Regions from separate parts of the Homo sapiens genome. Here region 1 is linked to region 2. Evidence: read pairs that join two places in POLR2A ChIA-PET (ENCODE). Cell type or tissue: Panc1. All regions are shown on one strand. Links, peaks and the distances in the headings refer to the core of each region. The heading gives the core; the rest is flanking DNA. Region 1 holds the start of LOC124907902 (a long non-coding RNA gene). Region 2 has its middle 240 kb from the start of RBMS1.

Region 1 (5,386 bases), core at 153-5,152, 140 kb after region 2:
ACGGAGCTGTCCTTCCCTGCAGTCCCCACCAATGACCACTGAAACCCTTGTAGGAATGATACAATATCACCCGTTAGGGCTGATGGGGTAAGTACAGACCCTTTCCAGATAGCATAATGTTTTGCAATCTGTGTGTGGCAAATAATACTCAATTGTTATGGAGAGGCCTGGGATTATATAATTTAAACATGCTGTTTGTTTCCAAACACAGAATAACGTAATCAAGAAATTCTGCCATTGGAAAAAACTATGCGACAACCAATAATCAATAGAATATTAAGACTTTATTCCCACTTTTTTTATGGAAAAGCCAATGTCTTTGGCATATTTTGCCAATTCAGGATGTGTTACATACAATCTTCCTTACCATTCTGTAAGAATCAAAATTCATTGTTAAGAGCTAACATTTCTGTCTCCACACAAATAATTCCTGAATATATTGGGAGTAGTGTGGCTTGTACAAAAAAAAAATATATATATATATATACACACACACACACACACACATATATATATGAAATGATTGTTTTCCAGAATAACTATTGTTACCAGAAAAGGGATTCTTTATGAACGGCAAATCATGTTGACTGACTCAAATTCCTCAGGATAGTACCTCCTCCACATCTATCTTAAAATTTGTGAGGTGGGAGGTTTGCTTGAGCATGAGGATTTGAGACAACTCTGGGCAACATAGTGAGACCTCGTCTCTACTAAAAATTAAAAAAAAAAAAAAGATTAGTCAAGCATGATGGTGCACACCGATAGTCCCAGTACCTGGAAGGCTGAGGGGGAGGATCACTTCAGTCCAGGAGTTCAAGGTTGCAGTGAGCCATGATGATGCCACTGCACTCCAATCTGGGTGAGGCCTTGTCTTTAAAAAAAAAAAAAAAAGTTTACTATGTGGGACTTCACACAGTTAATCAATCACAGAGTTTAATCAGCTTTAGCAGGTGGAATAAGGAAGCATTCTAATACTAACATTTCCAGTGGAAGTGGAACAACATAATCTGGAATCTGTAGGGAAAAAGAGCTAAAGGCAAAAACAGAGGACATTTGATGATGTTCTTCCAGATTTACAGACAAGACTATAGTAGTAGAGATTGGACAAAAGATTCCAAACTTTTTTAGAAGGCCACAATTAAAAAGTTTAGTTTCTTTCTAGAAGAGAAGCTAAAGGAGACAGCACAAATTTTAGAGGCACCTTTAATGGTCATTGTGGAACTCCTCAAGAGCAAGGGCTTTGTAAGCCATTTCGGCATAGTTCTGCATTACAGATTACACTGTTCTTGAATATTAGGAATTAGTGCTTCCATGTTCCTTGCATTTGCACTTGACTATACCCAACCCCAACACTGAGGTGAAGAATCAGAAACAAGAAATGGTGGGTTTTGGTCATCTCAATGTACTAATCATAAACTCATGTCAAAATATACCCAGCAAATCAATCAGCCTGTCAACCAGTCTTGCCTGGTTTTCTCACTCTTGACACCAAAACATTGAATTACTTAGGTAGGTAAATGACTCAGGAATCACAAATAACAATCCTTGAATTGTTTCTCAACTTGAGATAGTATGAAGAAGACAGAGGACTTACTAAGAATGACTAAACTACATTCAGTAATGAGAATTTGATTCCATTTACTTTACACATGTGTACACAATAAACTACAATGTAAAAAAGAAAATGATTCTCCAGTTCCCTCACCATGGAACTGATAACCTTTAACTGGAGTGATAAAGGAACAGTCTGGTCCAGTCTGGATCCTCTTTAGAGCTTTGCATGTCCCTTGTCTTACATTTTCTCATATGTGCTGGGACAGTCGAGTCAATTCTTGAGAAAAACAAAGTCATGCTACAGATCTTTGGGACCCTGAGAGCTCTGTGCTTGGGATAAGGAGTAGAAAAAGAATTCTTACTTAGAATAAATATAGATGAAACAAAGAGGAAAAAAGGGAAGATGATGGGTCTGCATGGGACACCAGGAGTCCTCAGGTCTGCATCTCTCTGACCTTGAACTTTGTTCTCTCACTCAATTCATCTCTGCCCTAAGAGCAGTAGGAAGAGTCACAGGTGACAAGAAAGGCAGCTTATATTTTTGCAGTATCTTTCAAATTTTTTATCTTGCTCATGCCACACACAAGGGCAGTGTATTAATCAGGGTTCTGTAGAGGGACAGAACTAACTGGATCCCATGATGGGCTGTCTGCAAGTTGAGGAGCAGGGAAGCCAGTGGTGGATCAGTCTGAGTCCCAAAACCTTAAAAGTAGGGAAGCTGACAGTGCAGACTTCAGTCTGTGGCCAAAGGCCTGAGAGCCCCTGGCAAACCACTGGTGTAAGTCCAAGAGTCCAAAAGCTGAAGAACTTGGAGTCTGATGCTCAAGGGCAGGAAGCAACCAGCACAGCAGGATTTTGTCCTGCCTGCTTTCTTCTAGCCACTCTGGTAGCTGATTAGATGGTGCCCACCCAGACTGAGGGTGGGTCTGCCTCTCCCAGTCCGCTGACTCAAATGTTAATCTCCTTTGGCAACACCCTCACAGACACACCCAGGAACAATACTTTGCATACTTCAATCAAGTTGACATTCAATATTAACCATCACAGGCAGCATTATTTAAGCTGTAGCAATGGGAATATCCAAACCCCTTTGGGTTAAAAAAAAAAAAAAAAAAAAAAAGTACACCACAATACTTTCTAAGTAATACTATTAATAATAGACATCCCTCCATAAAAACTGGCTTCAGGTGTTCCCAGTAGGTCATTTCTCACCCAAAACTGTCACGGTTACGACACCATGGATTCAAAAGCCAATGGATTTAATATTCTAGAAAGATCCTCATGCTTGGAAATCCAAAGTTATTGGATTCCTTTCAATCTGTAAAGTTGAGTAGCTCTAGAAGGACCACATTTTTGTTTTATTTGCAGCCGGGGCCTATCACAGATTATTACATTTTCTCTTTCTTGGCTGGAATTAATACTAAGTACTTTACAAAGGAGACACTGGATGTTCCTGATCTTTCTTTGGCAGCTAATTATCGTAATGATGAGCGCCTATATAAAACCTAACCATGAGTTTGCCCTCTGTCAACTGCAAAACTAAGGAATCTAAATGCGGAACACGTCCAAGTTTTAGAAGGCAGTAACTGGTTCAGGCATCAGAGGATGCAGGAGTGATGACTGGGCATCTACAGCATTAACATGCACCATTTTGAGCAAGAGCCATTACTGAAAAGACTTACATCCCTAAAAGCACAGTGAGGAGCTTCCTTCCCTGTCTGCTGAAAAGGCTGACCCAAGGCCAGCCTGGGGCTGCTTAGGTGCCTTAGAAAGTCATTGTATGACTAAACAGTTCAAGGGCTCCTTGACTCAAACTCTCTTCATATTAGAGATTTGAAATTTTCAAGGAAAAATAGATAAGAAAAAACAAAATGTGTGGAATGACTATTTACCATGTGCCAGGCACTTGCTAAGCATTTTATGAACTTTATGCCAATTAAACTTAATACAAACCTAAAAAGTGGAATGACATGCAAAATATTATACTCTACAACAAATACAACACTGGCCCTGACCAATTAATTTAATGGACACTTTTTTTTTTTTTTTTTTTCAGATGGGGTTTTGCTCTGTCACCCAGGCTGGAGTGCAGTGGTGCAATCTTGGCTCACTGCAACCTCCGCCTCCCAGGTTCAAGTGATTCTCCTGCCTCAGCTTCCCAAGTAGCTGGGATCACAGGCATGTGCTACTGCACCCAGCTAATTTTTGTATTTCTAGAAGAGACGGGGTTTCACCATGTTGGTCAGGCTGGTCTTGAACTCCTGACCTCAGGTGATCCACCCATCTTGGCGTCCCAAAGTGCTGGGATTACAGGCGTGAACCACCATGCCCAGCCAATTTAATGGACACTTAACTTATCCATAACCCCTCCAGTTATTATGCCATACCAGTATATAACTGGCTGAAGATTAATCACATTTTGCAGGTGAGAAAACTGAGGCTTAGAGAGGCTGAGTAACCTGTCCAAGATATACTGCTAGAAAGTGGAAGAGTTGAGATTTGCACATCTGCCTGATTCCAAAGCTTGAGATCCCCTTCTTGTTACCATACATGTTTCCTCTTGTTAAGTGACCGGTTCCTTAATAAGAGGATTTTTGTCACCATTAAGATGCTGGATGAAAGGCTATCCATGAAGAAACCATGCTGAACACTCCCAACATCTACTGTGTGTGCATTGAGGTTTTTATCTTTTGTATATCTCCCTGGTAAGCATCTTCAAGCTCTTCCCATTGTCTACAGACTCTAAACTCCCTAGCTCTGGCCTCATAACTTAATAATCCACTCTAAACTCCACCAGTCCTGTGGATCTTATACTCCAGACACTCTAGGTGCCTAGTCATTCCCCAAATATACTTGAACTTTCCTTATTTCTTGTCTTTGCTCATGCTCTATCTAAGTCAGAACTGTTCTCTAGCCTTTAACCCCAGTTGAAATCCAGGACCTCTTTTAACAGCCAATTAAAACTTGCCCCCCTATATTAGACAGTTAACTTACCTGCCCCTATCAAAACCCCTGCAAGGGGCAGCCTGATAGGCCATGTGGTGCCTTCATTTTCACACTGACGCCCCTCAGCAACAGCTGACCCAAGGCTAGCCTGTCCATCAGCTAGTTAGCAACCAATTAGATTGCTAACTTTATGTCTAAAGGAGAAATAGAGGCCAAGTGGGGCTGAATACAAGACTCAAAAGGTCCTGTCAAACTAGGATGAGCAACATGTAGGGCTGAGTGAGAGTAGAGGAAACAGAGAGGGTACAAAGAGGGACCAGAGATTGCTTCTGCAGCAGTTTATCTGCCTCAGGCCCCCTTTCTCATGAGGCCTGGATGCATTTTGATTTTCTGCGATCTTCATATTCTTTCAACAATCCCTCCTTTACTTGAGTTAACATGAGTAGGTCCCTTCTGGAAAACAAAGAACCTTGCCTAGAGATCAGGTTTCTCTGCTCACTGTACAAGATTTAATACCCTCCTGCTTGGCAGTCCACTAAGGCCTTTTTTATTTATACTTCAATTTTGGCACTTTTATCTCACCTTCAATTAATGTTAATTATGCATATATGTCTGTCTCACCACTTTTCCTTCAGACCACGTCCATTCATCTTTTCCTTAGCAGTGAGTAGAACCTGGCACACACTAGAGTGTTAACAAATGTTTATTAAATTGGGTACTTCTTGGTGATGTCAATAACCATGCCACCAATGGGGCCTTGTAAAGTTATATTATTGATATGTCACAAAAGATTTTACCATCACTACCACCCACATACTTGGAGTGTCTACTCCAAAAAGGTGACAAAAGAAGGAAAGAGATGCAGTGATGTTTAGCCAACCACCCA
Region 2 (5,386 bases), core at 138-5,137:
AAAGTGATCAAGGGGTGAACAGAATCTGTGAGGATGCAGGTGAGCATAACTAAACACACCAACAGTGGGTATAGATATGGGGAAAAGTGACATCAAATGAGAAACTCACAACTGCAGGTTTTAATAAGTTCAAAGAGTAGGTTTGGGATAGTCAAGTGGGGAAAAAGTGGTTATGTAGTTTGTTCGAAGGATGGAATTCTAAAGTTTAAGATTTCACATGTGGAACAGTCCCAAGGAACAAAAGCTAGTATATGTCCTTGAAGACAAAAGTAACTGGACTGTAAGGCAAAGAGGAGCTGTCTGTATGGACTTTGAAGTTATTCTCTTAAGTTGTGTTCCACTTGATGTAGATCCTGAAACAAGGATTAGAGCACAAGTTTATTTGGCAGATAAATTCCACGGTTTTGGCTCATATGCTTTTATAATAGTGTGTCATTAAGTCACTAAGTGCTCGGCTCACCATTGCTGTACAGTCAACAGACATTAATTGATGTTAACAACTCAGTAGAGTTGCCCTTCTCAGAGCTATCAAGAACAAGATGGCTTTAGGAGCACCAGCTTCCCTGTTAAGGCTCATCCTCCTGGCCTTAACTCTGCTTGATCACTCTCCTGTGTTGGGACTCAGACCCAGGGAGAAGGTACCTCTCATTGAGGAACATCACAGAGGGAGCCCCTCACTTAACCACTTCTTCTGTGTCTCCCAAACCCTTTCTGAATTAAGAAAAGATTCCACAGCTTGCTCTTGGTTGCTTCTGTGTTTGTGGAGTTGATCTCTGCTTTGAGGAAAGAGCCTTATAGAACTGTATGTCTCTCTATTTTAGTGTCTATTTATTATTCTTTGTTTTCTTACCATTTTCAGTTTTAAGCCATTAATTCAAGACAATAGCTTTTAATATTCTACTAGTGTATAATGACAGTCCCCAAGTTACGAAGGTGTCATGTTCTTCAATGTACTATTTATAAATTGGGATTTCATATATAAATCCCAACATAATTGTTTTTGAAATACTGTGTTTTTAATTTACGAAAATGCTACCAGATATATCTGTCCAAAATTCACAAACTAAGCATCAAATCATTTCTTCATATTTTAACACCACATTATGTGTATGTGTGTATGCTTATTATGTAAATAGTTTATTTAATGAAAATGTAAAGTATAATACCACATACTTTGGTGAAATGCAGGCTCCAACTGCATTGATAGATGTCAATGGATTTACATTTATCACCTATTTCAAAGCCCTTTCCTCAACAGCAAAACTATTTATATACATATGTGTGTGTGTGTGTGTGTGTGTGTGTGTGTGTGTGTGTGTGTGGTGTTTATCACAGGAAGGCTTTATTAAATTTTCATTTCTGTTAAGGCCATGAAAGTAACAAACACACATTTACAATACAAAGCTTAATAAGCTAAAGAAAATAGGAGAAACCATTATTCCCCATTCTCACTATAAATAGCTGAAGAAAATTTCTGCATCTAAGTGACTCCTGTTATTTCTCAAAGTGATAACAATATGACTACTGTATAAATGTTTGTAGTTTGAATATGACATAGTGATACATAACTACACATATCTGTAGTTCAAGAGTTACATTCAAGTTATTAACATGTATATAATCTCTTGTTCTACATCAAGCAATTTGACTGTATAAGAATGATATATATTCTATTTTCTATATTTACTGTTATTTACAGAAACTGAGTAGTGGATACAGTTGCTTCCTGTGGGCTGCTTGGCAACCTAAATATTAATAATGTTTAGGGAGTGAAATAAAGGAGAGAATGCTTAAGCTGGAAAACTGAAATTCTGATCTAGTTAAAAGCTCACTACTTTCAAAATACAAATCAAATTCTTTTTTTTTTTTTTTTTTCTGACATGGAGCCTCATTCTGTTGCCCAGGCTAGAGTGCAGTGGCATGATCTCGGCTCACCGCAACCTTAGCCTCCCAGGTTCAAGCAATTCTCCTCCCTCAGCCTCCCAAGTAGCTGGGGTTACAGGCCCACGCCACCATGCCCGGCTAATGTTTGTATTTTTAGTAGAAATGGGGTTTTACCATGTTGGCCAGGCTGGTCTCAAACTCCTGGCCTTAAGTGATCTGCCCACCTCAGCCTCCCAAAGGGCTGGGATGACAGGCGTGAGCCACTACACCTGGTCACAAATCAAATTCTTAAAGTTTTATGATAAGCATTCTTAAATATCAAATAGTATATTCTTTACTATCAATGCTGTCCCCTAGACCTTACAGTACCTGTTTGTGGTCCTGCTTCAGAAATAAAGCTATGCCTTTAATTTATCTACCAGTCATAATAAATAATATGTGGCACACTCTTGGTTTAATCTTCAAGCTAAATGAAAATCCTTTAAATTAGCTGGTGAGAATATATGGAATTGCAAGCCCCATACAGGTGGGCATCCAGATTGCCTCTTTAGAAGATACAGAGCCCAGCTTTGTTCTGAAGCCATACTCAGCTAGCTTAGTGCTCACAGCTCTACTATACTCAACTGCAGAAGTCTGTCAGGAGCCTGATAGCTCCTGGAGGACCACTGCTGATCTGAACTGTCCTTTAGAAAAAAATATTATCTTTCTACCTCCTAGGTTCATCTTCTACCTTCTTAAGACTAAGAATTACTTTTCCTTATGCATTAATTAATGTTAATCATTAACAACCAAATTGTAACCATATAGCAGATGTACCTAAGATGCTACCAAAGGAAGTTAGACATTTAGTCATATGCAGGGAGGTGCCCTATTTCCTCTATTTTTAGAAGCTAAAACTGATAAGTGGAGAACAAAGGAGTACAGTAAATTTAAAGAGGATCTTAGACAAGGCAACCTTATTTCCATTCTTGAATTCACTGAAGGCCACACTTGGATTAATTCGGGATTCTCAACTTCAATACTATTGGCATTTTGGGCCAGATAATTCTTTGCTGTGGGAATTGTTCTGTGCATTGTAGGATGCTTAGCAGCATCCCTGGGCTCTGCCTTGATTCCAGTAGCTTCTCCAAGTTGTGACAATCAAAAATGTCTCCAGGTATTGCAAAGTGTCTTCTGGGGAGTAAAATACCCTTAGTTGAGAGTCACTGGATTAACTGTAAGGTGGAAGGGAGCTACTTTGTTCACAAAAGTAATAAAACTTACACAGAATTCCTGCTGGAAATAAACTCATGCAGTCGAAAACAGGTTGGCTTTTTTATTAGTTGCCCTAAACTTCCTCAAGCCACATTCTAGATCATTATTTGAATGTTGACAGTGAAGTCTATTTTTCCAGTGTTTTTTTTTTAAATAAAGCCGCTGAAATGTTATATGATATGGTGCCCCATAATTGTCAAGTATGGGAATACTATGAGCTCTGGTCCATTAGTTAATAATCTACATAATAGTTTCCAAACTAATTTTTGTGTAGGACCCATTCAATGTGTTTTAAAAATTCTAAATATAGTCTTGGTTTAAAACCCCAAAGTTTTCAAAATAAGAATGATTCTTACAATTAAAGATGGAAATCCATCAACCATAGACGTGATATAATTAAGTAATTCACTAAAAACAAAATACCAGGAGATAGGCACTGGGTTTCTCATTTCACTGGACAGTCCCTGAAAACTCAAATGCCGCAGGATCTATTGTCTCAGCCTGCAACTGTGTTTGCCGGTTAAGGTCACTTCAATGTGAACAGAAAGGGGAGGAATTCTGCTATGGACATTTAAGAAAGTATAATTCTGCCATGGGCATTTAAAACAGTATTTTTTTCACAGTCGTTTTCTACCCATCTTCCCTCAGCCCCCCGATATTCAAACATATGCTCAGTACTTTCAGGAAGGAAGGAAAGCTACCCAGGAGGTAGAAAATGAGCGTGATTCAAATGTTTTGTCAGCTGGAGTTCTAGCCAGCAACCAATTTTCACAAACTCTTGTACTTTATTCAAATTATCATAATATTATTCAAATAATCATAACACAGCATTGGGTCTTTGACCTATTAATTATCCTTTCATCCATTCCCTCCCTGCTGCCGAGTTAATTAGTCAGATGGCAGGGTCTCTGCTTTATGTACATTATCTCAACCACAGAAAGCCACAAAGTTGTGTCAAGAACTGCAGTGTTAGAGTCATCCTTTTCCGTTCTAATAATCATGTATGCAAATTATTTTAAAATCTTTTCCTTCTGGCTAATAGCGTTACTATTCAGAGGAAAACAGGCTTCCCTTCATCCCTTTTCCACTGTGTGTGTGTGAGAAGAAATGAGTGACAGCCAGCCACCCACCACCCCAGATTGCATCCTTGTCCTAGTTTTTTCCCTCCTTGAGGCAGAGAAAACTACTTCTTAGACATGTGGAATTCTCTTTATCCTGCCCTTTGTGCCCCAAAGCCATGATTGAGTATTCTTGATTGACACTGGCAGTGGGATATGGTGCTGTCCTCTGCTCCACCAACACCACTGGGCTCATCATTCAGAAATCTAATCCCAAGCAGTTCACAGAGTGGCTTCCTGAAATTCTTTTCTTATGTACCCATAGAGCTTACCCTATGACATCAGTCTCCGTAAGCAAACAATGAGCCACATATCTCATGTCAGAAATGCCACAAGGGTGCTAATTTTTTATATACTTCTGAACAAACTGAATGGGTTTTCTGTCAAACTTTGTGCATTTTTTTAAGAGTACAAGAGCCCTTTCAGATTGACGAGGAAAAAAATTTTTGTGAATGCAAGAATGAAGTTAGCACAGCTTTATTCTCCATGCTATCAGTGAAAGTTAAGTCAGGAAAACAGAAACTACTCTAGCTATTTCAAACAGTGAAAATGTAATATAGTGAATTGGTTGCACCATGATGGAAGAGCTAAGAAACCAATTAGGAAATGGAGGCAACCCAGAGATTAGCAACAGCAGGAAGCCACAAGTACCCACAGGGAGGACTCATTAGTCCTAGAACCAAGAAGCCAGTCCTTCCAGCTCAAGCTAGAATCATGGAGGTGGCTTCTCAGGGGAGGTGGAACCAAAAAGAAATGCAATCACTGCAGGAAACTACCCCATGAAGCCAAACTAGAAAGGCAGAAATACCTTGGCTGCTTCCTTCTTCCTGCAGTCTAATCTCTCAGTAGGCCCCCACGGATGGAATTTAGCTAGAAACCAGGTGCAAAAAAATCTGGAAAATCTTATTTGAAGAAGGATGAGAGATGAGTCTGGAAGTTGTATCCATCTTCTTTTGCAGTGATAGTTGAGTGAATACAGAGCATTTAATCAGCAACACTTAAATGACAAATCCATATACAGTGCACATAGAATATGCTCCAGTCATCTAGAATTCATGACCACTCACAAGAAGTTTACTGTAGTCTAAATAACTAAAGAGTAAGCTAGGCAAGTTAAAGTAATAAACAAA

Evidence for each region. ChIA-PET counts read pairs that join two places held together with the same protein. Peaks named below come from ENCODE experiments on the same cell type or tissue, not always from the same donor. Only the 100,000 strongest peaks of a DNase experiment are listed, where the experiment ranks them.
Region 1: POLR2A ChIA-PET joins it to region 2 with 11 read pairs; 2 of 35 experiments call an interaction of 5 or more read pairs at or near these places.

The regions. Positions count from the first base shown.
Region 1 is chr2:160,597,719-160,603,104 of GRCh38, reverse strand. All of the region lies in intron 2 of LOC105373718 (a long non-coding RNA gene), which reads left to right. LOC124907902 (a long non-coding RNA gene) reads left to right here and starts at 3,874. Exons shown (of 2, transcript XR_007087275.1): 1 at 3,874-3,979. In Panc1, for the core only: no CTCF peak of the experiment used is centred there; no DNase peak of the experiment used is centred there.
Region 2 is chr2:160,735,921-160,741,306 of GRCh38, reverse strand. No RefSeq gene overlaps it. Among named protein-coding and RNA genes, the nearest start is that of RBMS1, 240 kb to the right of the region's middle. In Panc1, for the core only: no CTCF peak of the experiment used is centred there; a DNase peak (open chromatin) is centred at 4,526.